4 separate regions of the Homo sapiens genome follow, and all the other regions are linked to region 1. The links are chromatin contacts, found by Hi-C or POLR2A ChIA-PET in ENCODE. All regions are on one chromosome and are shown on one strand. The core of a region is the stretch at or near the end of the contact, and the rest is flanking DNA. Distances in the headings are between cores, read along the strand shown. Region 1 overlaps TIMD4 (T cell immunoglobulin and mucin domain containing 4). Region 2 overlaps EBF1 (EBF transcription factor 1). Region 3 overlaps MFAP3 (microfibril associated protein 3). Region 4 overlaps GALNT10 (polypeptide N-acetylgalactosaminyltransferase 10).

Region 1 (3,076 bases), core at 538-3,037:
TAGGGTAACAAAAGAACCAGAAATTGTATCCCAGAAGCAAGGAAATTTGGAGAAACATGAGATTCTCCTTCTAATACCTGAAGAGTTAACAGCTCTCCAGTACTTCCCAGCATGCTTAGAGCAATAGCAACATTAATGGAATAAGCACATGTTTCTCCAAAGGTAACCATCTTTTGGATTTCTACTCTCTTGACATTACCTTTAAGAGAGAAAAAAAAAAATCAGTCTTATTGACTGATGGAGCCTATAGATTTTTTGTCCTGTTAGTTCACACAACACTGATCCGGCAGTTAATAAAGGAGATGTTCTGATAGGCATAAGGAGCTCAACTATGACCTATGGGCAGATGTCATCCGGAGACAGATTTTGCTATAAATATTTCTTAATCTCAGAACTGCTCTGAGATTGAATGGACTCCCTTGCGTGTGGTAAGGAGTTCACTGTCACTGAAAGTGTTCAAGTGTACTGTGAAAGATCACTTAGCGGTGATTCTACAGAGATGATTAGAGCATGGACAGAGAAGTTGTGGTCTCTAAAGTACCCTTCATTCATGAAACTAAAGCAAGCCTGGATCAATGACATCCATGGAATAAGTGAGTCTTTTTTATGAAACAAGGAAATCTACTAAGACTTATTTTGACACTGGAGTGTCATGCCCCCATCCTCAATCTAACATGCTACTGCGTTGTTAGAGGGTAAAAAGGCCGTCTTCGTCTTCCCTTCCATGCTGCACGTCATTGAGGACATTTTTACTATCTCCAATGTAGTCTAGCCTGTAAACAGAAAAGAGGGGCTCATAATGGGAAACACAAGACTAGAAAACAAAACAAAACAGATGCTGCTAAGTTACAGTGCAATTACCCTTAAAGTTCAAAGGGCTCACAGTTCATTTAGTCTAAGCTCCACATTTTACAGATGGGAAAACTGAGGCTGCAGGGGAAAAAGAGTTTCTGCCAATCCATTATAATGAGATAAAAAAGATTCTTAGCAAAATATAAAATCATGATTTCAATACGTTTATTTACCAAAAGGTCTCTAAGTGTGACCTTGAAAGGTCACCTCGCTGGGTGTCAATTTTCCTTCTTGCTAATACATATTGTGGTATTAATGCAACTAATTAGTGAATGCAATTAATTAGGCAAGGACTTCATTAATAATTTATGCCTTTTTTAAAAATTTCTTTTCCAAAAGCTATAGAATAGGGCAAATAGCTAAAATCCCTTACTAGAGAATCTTCAAATACTATTTTTAAAAAGGCCCCAAAACAAGCTGCTTCCATGGTCTAACTGGGCAGAGGAACCAACTCCCAGGAATAATATTCTACATGCTTTTTTCATTTTCCATATTGCCAACGCTCCTCAATAAACTCCAGTTTAACAATGGCCTCTTAAACTAACTTACCCATAGGTGAACAAAAAATTTCAGAGTAAAGTGCCATATCACCTTCTTTCTTTTGCGTGCTATACTTCTATTAATCCCACCTGCCTTGGTACTGGCATTTTGCTCAGAGTGTTAACCAAGACACAGGTTAATGTGAGCTAAATCTGCACAACTTTTTCACTTCTAATGTCACATCTTTCCAACTCTATGTGTAATCGTAACACAAGCTCAAGTCATTAAACCACTGAGTAGTAGCTAATCATTTGTAACAGCTTGTACAATCATTACAACACCCATTCATGCAAGATAGATTACCTTGTGTGTTTCTGCGAACAATAGGTTTCCATGAGTTTCCCTGAAAAGACAAGGCCACAGTGTGAGCAGAGTGGCTGCGGTGCATAGAACATGCAAAATGCTGGGGGAATTCCAGTGCTGCCCCGCAAAGAGCAGATATGGGCCAAAGGTGAGAACCAGTGGCTGGCTTTGGCAGAAAAAGCCATTCCCTTTCCCAGGTCAAACACTTGCTATTTTAACCACAGTTAGTGCTCATCAATTACCAAGTTGTTCCAACATTCTGGGCAATGGTGTTAAGCTATTTCATTCTGAGTCATCTGCCTATCCAGAATTCAAGCACTCACTTGGGTTTCAAAACACTTCTTTACGAGACATACTCAGAATTTTCCAAAACTGTAATCATGCCTTTGTATGAAGGCTAACAGCAGGATTCCAGTAAATTTTAAATTTGCTTTTGCACCTGGGGCAGGTGTTGAAATATACAAGTTTCATTATTATTCAAATCAGCTGAGATGGTTACTAGTCTCATCTCCTGACATACTGCCCTGAAACAGCTTTTGTTAATGAGTACAGAACAATTTATCCCCATTTTACAACAGTACCAGGTGCCACGTGCCTATAATTTGCCTGAAAACCATAAGCTGTTTCATGGCTGTTTTTGTAGCATTTTAAAACTTTTGGGGGCGGGGGGCAGGGGTGGGATGGAGGTGCAAGGTCATGGAGCAGCTTGCTAACTTAATGAAAACTACAGACCTTGTCCCCTGAAAAATGCAGGCATGAACACATAAACACTTTTGCATGTGATTTCAAAGGATTCACATTACCCTTGAAGTCCATCTGTGGCCTCCAGGTTAAGAAAGCTTGCTTTTAGGGAACATATAAGAAAACCAGGATCACGCCAGGCATGGTGGCTCATGCCTGTAATCCCAGAGCTTTGGGAGGCTAAAGTGGGTGGATCACCTGAGGTCAGGAGTTTGAGTCCAACCTAGCCCACATGGTGAAACCCCCTCCTACTAAACATACAAAAATTAGTCCCGTGTGATGGCGTGAACCTGTAGTCTCAGCTACTCAGGAGGCTGAGGCAGGAGAATCACTTGAACCCAGGAGGCGGAGGTGCAGTAAGCTGAGATCACGCCACTGCACTCCAGCCTGGACAACAGAATGAGACTCTCTCAAAAAAAAAAAAAAAAAAAAAAAAAAAAAAGAAGAAGAAAACCAGGATTGTTCATGGTCTTCGTCCTGCAACAATCCTAGCCAAAAGAAGAGACAAGCTAGGGTTTTCCCAACCAAAGAACAGAGAAAGTGAACAAAGTAGGAAATAGTACTTTCCTCTTAAGGCAGTAATAGGGATAAAATGAATTAGGCACATCAAGAGTATACCATCAGGACTGGCACAGAAATG
Region 2 (2,823 bases), core at 261-2,760, 2.0 Mb after region 1:
AATTACAGCTAAAGCAGCCCTCAGATTTTTGCAGCTAAATTATTTAAACAGCAAATATAACAATACAATGCAATGCTCTCATTTGGTGTTTTGTTATTGCATTATTTGAAGGGAACAGCAATATTACTTTTCATTAGTTGCAAGAATTATGTGCAACAAAAGCTGTTTTCATTTTTTTTCTTACCTAAAAGTTGCTTCGTGTGCCCTAAAAGGGAAAATTAATTCAATTCAGATTAGATTTCCTAAGAATTAATTAGCTGCAAATATCTGAAAACTGCGGCTAGGGACATAAGGCTTAGGTATCTGAACTTAAAAGAAAAAAGTAAGCCTATTTAAACCTGTCCTTTAAAACAACTTCTGCACCAAAGTACCTTTTTTTTAGATATTTGGTTACCACTTTTAAAAGAGGAAACTTGTTTAAAAATCCTTTTTTTTTTTTAAGCAAGTGAGCATTACAAAGCTCCCCCTAGTAAACAGTCAAGAGTTAAATAGAAAGTAATTTGTTGCTACTTGCAGACATACATCACTAGTAAGACATGAGTTTATATTTATAAGCTGCACATCTGGGATCAGTTGACTTATCCATCTGCTAACTACACCAGTAAACAGTATGTCTGGGACCGTCAAACCCTTGCATCCATCACAAATTCCTGCTTTAATTGTGTGTTTACGTGGCAAACCTCTGCTTAAGTATATTTGAAGACTGTTTTAAGCAGTTGTAATTGCTCCTTTCTTCTTCATATTAACTTTAACACATTTTATTTACCATTATGACAGGCCGCGATTTTGCAAGCCTCATAGATAGATAAATGCCAGAGATCATCATGCTACCCAGGAAAAGGCAGCAGAGGGACAGAAACCGGAGCTGTAACCTGTCCAGTCCGGAGAGTTTGGGCCTCTTTCACAAAATCCAATGACTTGAGTCACAAGTTCAAATCTCAGTAAGGCCAGTTTAATCCTCCACTGTCTTGAACTCAGAAAGTTGACAATCATACACTTTCTTTTTGAGAAAGGAGCAGAAGAGAGGGAAGGGAAGATTTAGGGGGAAGAGGCAAATCACAGTTTGGAAAGATAAAATGGTGCCAGGAGTTTTCCATCTTTTTCCTTAATTAATCTGCTGTGTAGGAGAGGTGCATGAAAGCTTGAGAGATTTGTAAGGGTAGAGATTTTTCAAGCCAGTGGCAGAGGGCTGGAAGTTCTCAGGAGCCCCAGAATCAAAGAGGAGTATAGCCTGTGACTTGACTTAATTTTTAACCCTGGTTTTATAATTGAGTTTCATAAGCAAGCTGAAAACACAGGCTCAGAAATGAATGAATTCAGAAGAAATAAAAGGCTACCTTCCATAATTAGGGGAAAAATATGCACCATTCTCTGCACAAAAGCGGGGATTTTACTGTATTTTTCCCAATCTGCCTTTCACATTTATATGAATAGCAAGATGTCAGATTTCACACAATGTTGTTAAACCTTTTCTCAGGTTTAGGGAACTGAAAGTCGTATGTGCCTGTGTAATATTGTGCTGATGCAAATAGTTAAACTTTTCTACACGATTAACCATCATTTTCTCAGAGTATTCTGTTCACAGCTTTCTTCCAGTTTCCTGATACATGTTGAGATCTATGCCCGTGCGGCTGATGGGGTGGCGTGGAGGTTGTAAACTGAAGACCCACCGCGAAGCTAAAGAGTCACTCTGACGCAATCTAGTTAAATGACAGTATGGCAGTAGGCCGTTTACCCAGGCCAAGGAAGCTGTGGCTTGTCAAAGACATTAAAATCCAAATGTGCCAGCAACGGTGCCAAATGTACTCTAGGCCTTGCAAACACATAATCCAGACAAACTGAATTAAATTGCAACCAGTTTATAATTAATTTGCTTTTGAAAGTTGTGCCATGAGAATAAATGTGCCAACAATTATTTGCAATGAATTGTTCTTAGGGTGCCCCCAACTTAATAATGCCTCTGTAAGCAAGAGAGGGTTTGGTATTGGTTACTTGTATTGGCATTGGCTTCTAACCTAATGAGGGGGTACGGAGAATTTAGAGACAGATTCCAGGAACCTTAACCTTTCTGTCAACCTAATGGAGTCTGTTACCAATGCGGTCAGTAGCGTGGCCCTGTGGCCTCCCTGACCTCAGATGCCAGCCTCACTCTGCCCAAGATGCTAAGATTAGAAACATATTTATCTCGCTGAGGCACTGCCTTTCTGGACACCATTTTGTAAGCACAAATATTCACGGGAAAGGTAAAAACAGTAAGAGACTAAGGCACTAATGCTTCATGTGAATTCATTTCTCATACCATTTTTCTCTAGGACTTACGGAGCCAAGCAAAGTGTGAGCCCTGAGTACATATGAACAAAAAACTAAAATAATGTAAAAAGAAGAAATAATCCTGAAACTTAACATGGAGTGTTATGTGCCAAGCATTTTTTTTCCCCACCAATCCTCAGGGGAAAAAAATTACAGAGAAGTAATTGGGCCGGGCGCAGTGGCTCACGCCTGTAATCCCAGCACTTTGGGAGGCCGAGGAGGGCGGATCACGAGGTCAGGAGTTCAAGACCAGCCTGGCCAACATGGTGAAACCCCATCTCTACTAAAAATACAAAAATCAGCCGGGAGTGGTGGCGGGCACCTGTAATCCCAGCTACTTGGGAGTCTGAGGCAAGAGAATCGCTTGAATCCGGGAGGCAGGGGTTGTAGTGAGCCGAGATTGCACCACTGCACTCCAGAATGGGCAACAAGAGCGAAACTCCATCTAAAAAAAAAAGAGAGAGAGAGAGAAGTAATTGCAGAGTAGATGTATATTAGAGGCCTCAGGACTTA
Region 3 (2,936 bases), core at 58-2,557, 2.9 Mb before region 1:
ATGCTCAGCCTTACATAGAAACTCCTAGATTTTCACTAACGCATTTCACAAAAGTAAATAAGTATTTCATATAATTCAGAGGATGTTTAAATTGTCAGCATTTTAATAAATACTTGCATTATAATTTTGTCTCTTTTTTAAAGAAAGTCATACTTGAATATAATTTATTAAACGTTCAATGGAGTATATAGTCTATTTGAAATTTTCTATAGTGTATGTTTCATTTGTATGTTTGACGAAATTTGTATGTTTGATGGAACTTGACGTTAATGATTTTAAATGGGTAATTTTTTGGGGAGAGGGTAGTCTCACTCTGTCGCCCAGGCCAGAGTATGATGGCATGATCATGGCTCACTGCAGTCTCAACCTGGGCTCAGCAGTTCTGCCTCAGCCTCCTGAGTAGCTAGGATTATAGGTGCACGCTAACGCACGTGGCTAATTTTATGTGTGTGTGTGTGTGTAGAGATGGGTCTCGTTATGTTGCCCAGACTGGTTTCTATCTCCTGATCTCAAGTAATCCTCCTGCCTGGACCTCCCGAAATGCTGGGATTACAATCATGAGCCACAGCCCCCAGCATAGGAGTAAATTTGAATTCAACTTGGATTCTAGTGTGGCTGGAATCCACTTTAACTTTACAAATATTTACACCTAAGCACTGTGTATGTTTTCAGTGCTATGAGCTACACTGAGATGGGTATCCTGCCCACAACGGGCCTGCAGATACCAGACTATCCTCCCTGGGCCCAAATACAGCAGTTTACTCTTCTGAAGTAAAGCATTTTTGGCAAAGGCAAGAGCTTGAGAAAAAGAGATGAGAAGATTTGGTACATTTTTAAAGAGCTTGTGATTATAGTGTGTAGTTTATGGTGAGATTTGGCGGGCAGGAGGTTTAGCTCTGGTAGAAGCAAAAGTCTGCAGTCCCATCAGGGTGAAGAGTGGTGATGGTTAACAGGCATGGAAAAGCACAAGGTGTTAGGAGAACGCAAAGGCAACAGATGGGAGGTGTGACTCATTACTTAAATGCCACAGACTCCTTAGAATGAAAATCTAGCCTTTATATCCCTATGGCAAAAGATTGCTGGACTTTAAATCCTGATTTCACCCCTAGCCTTGTAACCATGGACAAGGGCTTCAGCCTTTCTCGGCTTCAGTAAAATAGAATTGATAATGCCTACCTCACAGAATTAACACAAGGATTAAATATAGCAACCGATAAGCAAACACTGATAGCTCTGATCTACCACACTGTAAGGGGCTAGTCATGAGCCGGCGTCAGCTTTGTTAGTAGCCTTGTCCAACTGATGACTATATTTGCATTTGTGGTCAACTAAAAATTCCTCCACACCTCTGAGAATTGCATTTGGCTGCATGCCATAGAAACCTGATCGTGGTGGCTTATCATAATAGCTAAGAGATTTATTTTTCTCAAATCCAGAGATAGGCAGTCCAAGGCTGGTGCAGGGGCTTAAGAACTGGCATCAGGGACTCGGCTCTTTCTAGACTGCTCTCTATCCTTAGCATGTGGCTTTCATCCTCAAGGTCACAAGATGTCTTAGTTTGGGTTCCCCCAGAAGGAGCTCCTGAGAAACGGATTCACATGCAAATAGTTTATTTGGGAAGTGATCCCAGGAAGGTAGGGAAATGGGGAAGTGAGACAGGCAAAGTAAGAAAGCCTACACAGGATGTGTTAATGAGTGGGTTACTGCTGTGGGCAACCAGTGTTCAGTCCCGCTGGGGACCTCAGGGAGCTCTCTCTGCCCCAGGTGTATGTAGCTCATGCCTCAGTTGTCCCACCTCAAGGCCAAAGAGCTGGGATATTTATCCACCAACTACCATCTGTCATTAGTTAAAGGCTGCTCCCAGGGTCACTAACCCCCACTTTCAGACTGCATTCTACAGGCTCAGCATGATTCTGTAGCTAGCAAAAGGCCTCGGGTAGAGAAAAGGAGTTTTCAACAGGAAGCCTGTGGTAAATAGAATGGTGACTGTCAACGAATAATGGGCAGAGCACTGACAGCACCTGCTACATAGGACGACTGTTTTACCTCCAGTATCGTGTCTGCATTCCAGACAGGGAGAAGGGTAGAAGGTCAAAGGACAAAGGACACAGCAGCTGAGTTTGTACCTTTTTATCGAGAAAGTGATAGCTTTCCCGAAGCCTCAACCAACTTCTGCTATGCAGCGGCCAGAACTAGGAGACATGGCTACCTGCTGTAACTAAGAAAGCTTGCGGAGAGGAGCGTGTTTATTTTTAACTGGACACATTGTCCCAAAGTTTGGGCTTCTGTAATTAAGAAAGGAGGAAAAATGGAGGTTGTGGGTAACAAGCAGTGTGTGACAAGGTCAGCTTCACATGAATGACAGGAGCAAAACGTGGTTCTGTGGTGGATAAAATTGCAAACCATGTTCCTTGAAGATGATCACATACATGAACAAAACAAGAATCAGAAGCAGTAAGTGCTAGGCTAAATCTTCAAGTCATCATTTCTGTTGTCTCCAGTACACGTAGCTCAAACCGCAGACAGGTTATCAGATTCTGCTGGGGCATAGTTGGCTTTTCTTAACCTATTTATTCATGAACAGGTATTTGCTGACACCTGCTATGTGCCAAGTGTTCTTCCATGAGCCAGGGACTCCACAGTGACAGAGTGACTGGCAGTGTATATCTATTCACTGGGGTCAGAAAACCCCCTTCGAAAAGGGCATTGTGCTGAGACCCAAATTATGAGGACCCAGACATTCAAAAGTTAGGAGGGGTACTCCAGGCAGAGGAAAGAGCAATGGCAAGGTCGGCCTTTTGGAGGAACAGAAGAAGTAGGCCAGTGTGTCTAGTGAAGGGAGACAGTCACAGAAGCAGGCAGGGGGGCAAAAATATGGTAAGAAGATTTCAAAGCTCCTTTTGGCTGGCCCCAGAAATACATTTCTTAGAAGAAAT
Region 4 (3,175 bases), core at 170-2,669, 2.5 Mb before region 1:
ATTAATCCATTCTCACACTGCTATAAAGAACTGCCTGAGACTGGGTAATTTATAAAGAAAAGAAGTTCAACTGACTCACAGTTCCACATGGCTGGGGAGGCCTCAAGAAACTTACAGTCATGGCAGAGGGGGAAGCAAACACATCCTTCTTCACAAGGCGGCAGGAGAGAGAAGTGCTGAGCAAAGAGGAAAAAGCCCCTTATAAAACCATCAGATCTCATGAGAACTCACTCACTATCATGAGAACAGCAGCATGGGGGTAACTGCCCCCATGATTCCATTACCTCCCACCAGGTCTCTCCTATGACACCTGGGGATTACGGTAACTACAGTTCAAGATAAGATTTGGGTGGGGACGTAGCCAACCGTATCACTAGCAACGTGGGATAGGAAGTATAGCTATCACTCCATTGTTTAGATGGGGAATAGGGCTCAAAGAGGTTAAATCAGCACTGTCCAATATAATACAAGCTGCATATGTGATATTATTTTCTAAGGTAAAGAGAAACAGGTAAAATTCATCTTAATAATGTATCTTATTTAAACCAGTATACCTCAAATATTATCGTTTTAACATGTAACCAACACTTTAAAATTATTAATGAGTTCTTTCATACTCTTTTCATCCTAAGTCTTGGAAATCTGGTGTGTATCTCACACTCACAGCACATGTCAGTTCATACCAGTCACATTTTAAGTGCAGAGTCATCACCTGTGGCCAGTGGCTTCCTTCCTGGGTAGCACAGGGTTAATGGTTAAACGCTGCATCTCAGGTCACACAGCAGGTTAAGGAAAGCAGAAATGAGAGTGAGGGTTCCGAATTTCTCACGCCCTGTTCTTTGCATGCATCACCTGCTTCTCGAGTGTTCCTGCCTGCCTGGAGGCAGTATATTGTGGTGGCGAGGGGTGTGAACTGTGGCTTAGATTAGAGATTCACATCCCAGCAGTGCTGCTTTTTAGCCATGGGGCCTTGAGCAAGTTCCCTGTCTGCACTCCAGTTTTACATGTGTAAAATGGTGATGATAATGAGGCCTGCCACATGAGGTCGAGGTGAAGAGTAAATTCATTTTATTAATAAATTAGCTCCGTACAGCACCCGGCATATTCAAGCCCTCAGTAAATATTCAGGGGCTCCCCTTTTAAAGGAGTCCTGCCTGTGCTGTAAAGGCTCATCTGCTACTGGAAGGAGGAGCTGCTTGGGCAGCTTTTGGGTTGACTAAGAGCTTATTCGATCAGCCTACTTCCCATGAGCTTGCACTTCCAGGGACCAGGAGGGGGAATGGAGGTTGCTGCTGGAATGTTTGGATTTGAGGGTTTGGAGTTTTCCAGTGCATCCAGACAAGGATGCAGCCACTCTGATAGCTTTTCACACAGCAAACGCTGGTTGGCCCCTACCAGGTGCCAGTCTTGTGCGAGATACCCTGGGGGACGCTGACAGTCAGCAGCATGACGTTTCCTCACTTAGCACGGTGCCAGGCGGACTTCCTGTTCCCGTGGGTACTGCATGATTTGTCGTCTCTGTGTCCTTGCTGACGTTTTATCCTCCCCTCAGTGCCTTTCCCTCTCCCAAATTTCCTCTTGTCCAAACCCACTTAAATGCCACCTCCCCTGAGCCTCATTCCTTGACCCTTGCCCCAGCCATCCTCCTTACCCCAAAAGCTGGAAACAGACACACTCCTTTCAGATTCCTGTAATGCTGTCTCTACCTCCCGGAGTCCCTTATGCACCCTCTGTCTTGAGGGGGCTGCCCCACTACACCAACATCTCCTGAAGGACTCTCATTGACCTCGAGATTCTTCCAGCACCTCCCTCACAACTGGCATGGGATGAACAAACTCATTAGAGAATGAATGAATGGAGTTAATCTTATCTCCCAGTTTAACTGAAAAGACAGAGACAGTGGCTTCTTCTGTAAACACCACAGCAGAACAAACGTCCATGCTGGCCTACTGAGTAATAGTTGTCAAAGGAGCATGTTCAAAAACACAGAGCCCTAGGCTGCCTCCCGCAAGGATTGTTTCAGCAGGTCTGAGGTGGGGCCCAGCGAGCTGTATATTTTTTCATCTCTCTAAGAGATTCTACAACACAGACAGGCTTGGAGAGACCCCCAACTTGGACCATTTAACTAGTGAGAGGACTAACATGTACATATTTATGATGCAGCTACAGGGCCCATGTGGACAAAGTACTGTGATTTCATTTCACAAGTACTCTTAGGTGTTAATTGTGTAAAGGAACTTCGGGTCCCATTTGGTTAAAATGTAGCTCTTATGAAAGGAAGTTGTAGGAAAGAAAGGGGGATGCCTGGAAGGGCCTTGGATTCCCTGGAAGACACTTGGACTGTGTTCAGGGAGCAGCATGGAACACCGCCGCTGGGGGAATGGCATTATCGGGCCACATGAGAGCATGTGGCCAGGACATCTGCACCTTCACACCATGTTCTTCTTCTCTGACAGGTCTCCCGTGATGGCCGGTGGACTGTTCGCCGTGGATCGGAAGTGGTTCTGGGAACTCGGCGGGTATGACCCAGGCTTGGAGATCTGGGGAGGGGAGCAGTATGAAATCTCCTTCAAGGTGAGCCAGCTCTCCAGACGCCCCGTTCTTGGCACAGCCTCCTGAGTGCCTGTCCCAGTAGGTGTCTCAGCTTCTGCCTGAGCTTGGAAAGACTGGAGGCCTCAGGGTTCTGTAGCCCTTCTGCCCATCAGGTGAAGAAGACAGGGGCTCATGGGCCACTCTTTGTTGTGGGGTGGGGGGGTGTGGGAGGGAAGGGGAGTACTCTCCAGCTGCCAAAGGCTGGTCCTCACCACAGCTCTGACTGGCATTTGCCTTGTGTCTTCTTAAGATGTTGGAATAAGGTCTTGCTTCTACTCAGATGGCAGGTCTGAGATTGAGATGTCCAGCAAATAAGCAGTGGGCCAGAGAAGCTAGGAAGGCCAAACAGGATACGTAGGCCTAGAGGAGTCCTCTCAGTCACCCCAAGTTTTCCCTTTGTACCTGTTGCTCTAGGAGTTTGACAAAGACCAGTGAGCATAAGCTCCAGTTGTAAAGTTACAAAGGCCTGGATTCAGATCCCAGCTCCATCATCAGGAGCTATCTGACTTTGGGCAAGTTAGATCACCCCCCCGAGCTTTCTTTCCTCATCTGAAATAAGGGAATAATAATACTACCTAGCTTA

What was found. A loop is a pair of places that touch in the nucleus more often than their neighbours do. ChIA-PET counts read pairs that join two places held with the same protein, here RNA polymerase II (POLR2A). Pooled maps may share reads with other maps.
Region 2: a loop to region 1 is called in a map with no recorded cell type, with 18 times the contacts of the local background. The contact joins two enhancer-like sites. A Hi-C loop is called at or near these places in 2 of 37 single-sample maps with no recorded cell type and 3 of 50 pooled maps.
Region 3: a loop to region 1 is called in a pooled map, with 1.9 times the contacts of the local background. The contact joins two enhancer-like sites. A Hi-C loop is called at or near these places in 1 of 50 pooled maps. POLR2A ChIA-PET finds 5 or more read pairs at or near these places in 2 of 52 experiments (T-cell and activated T-cell).
Region 4: a map with no recorded cell type shows a loop between it and region 1 (22-fold over the local background). The contact joins two enhancer-like sites. A Hi-C loop is called at or near these places in 4 of 37 single-sample maps with no recorded cell type and 3 of 50 pooled maps.

Annotation. Positions count from the first base shown.
Region 1 is chr5:156,918,769-156,921,844 of GRCh38, forward strand. It overlaps TIMD4 (T cell immunoglobulin and mucin domain containing 4), which reads right to left. Exons shown (of 9, transcript NM_138379.3): 8 at 1,696-1,735; 9 at 524-773. The coding sequence ends at 689. Among named protein-coding and RNA genes, the nearest start is that of TIMD4, 43 kb to the right of the region's middle. RefSeq lists an enhancer at 2,026-2,135. Within about 2 kb of position 1,788, at least 4 of the 41 ENCODE cell types and tissues checked have a DNase peak (open chromatin) inside an H3K27ac peak, as active enhancers do.
Region 2 is chr5:158,952,566-158,955,388 of GRCh38, forward strand. The region is part of intron 6 of EBF1 (EBF transcription factor 1); the gene reads right to left. Among named protein-coding and RNA genes, the nearest start is that of EBF1, 150 kb to the right of the region's middle. RefSeq lists an enhancer at 1,662-1,791. Within about 2 kb of position 1,511, at least 5 of the 41 ENCODE cell types and tissues checked have a DNase peak (open chromatin) inside an H3K27ac peak, as active enhancers do.
Region 3 is chr5:154,057,249-154,060,184 of GRCh38, forward strand. MFAP3 (microfibril associated protein 3) reads left to right here. Exons shown (of 3, transcript NM_005927.5): 3 at 1-202. Among named protein-coding and RNA genes, the nearest start is that of MFAP3, 20 kb to the left of the region's middle. RefSeq lists an enhancer at 1,476-1,525. Within about 2 kb of position 1,308, at least 3 of the 41 ENCODE cell types and tissues checked have a DNase peak (open chromatin) inside an H3K27ac peak, as active enhancers do.
Region 4 is chr5:154,383,857-154,387,031 of GRCh38, forward strand. GALNT10 (polypeptide N-acetylgalactosaminyltransferase 10) reads left to right here. Exons shown (of 12, transcript NM_198321.4): 7 at 2,457-2,574. Among named protein-coding and RNA genes, the nearest start is that of MIR1294, 38 kb to the left of the region's middle. RefSeq lists an enhancer at 999-1,148. Within about 2 kb of position 1,420, at least 6 of the 41 ENCODE cell types and tissues checked have a DNase peak (open chromatin) inside an H3K27ac peak, as active enhancers do.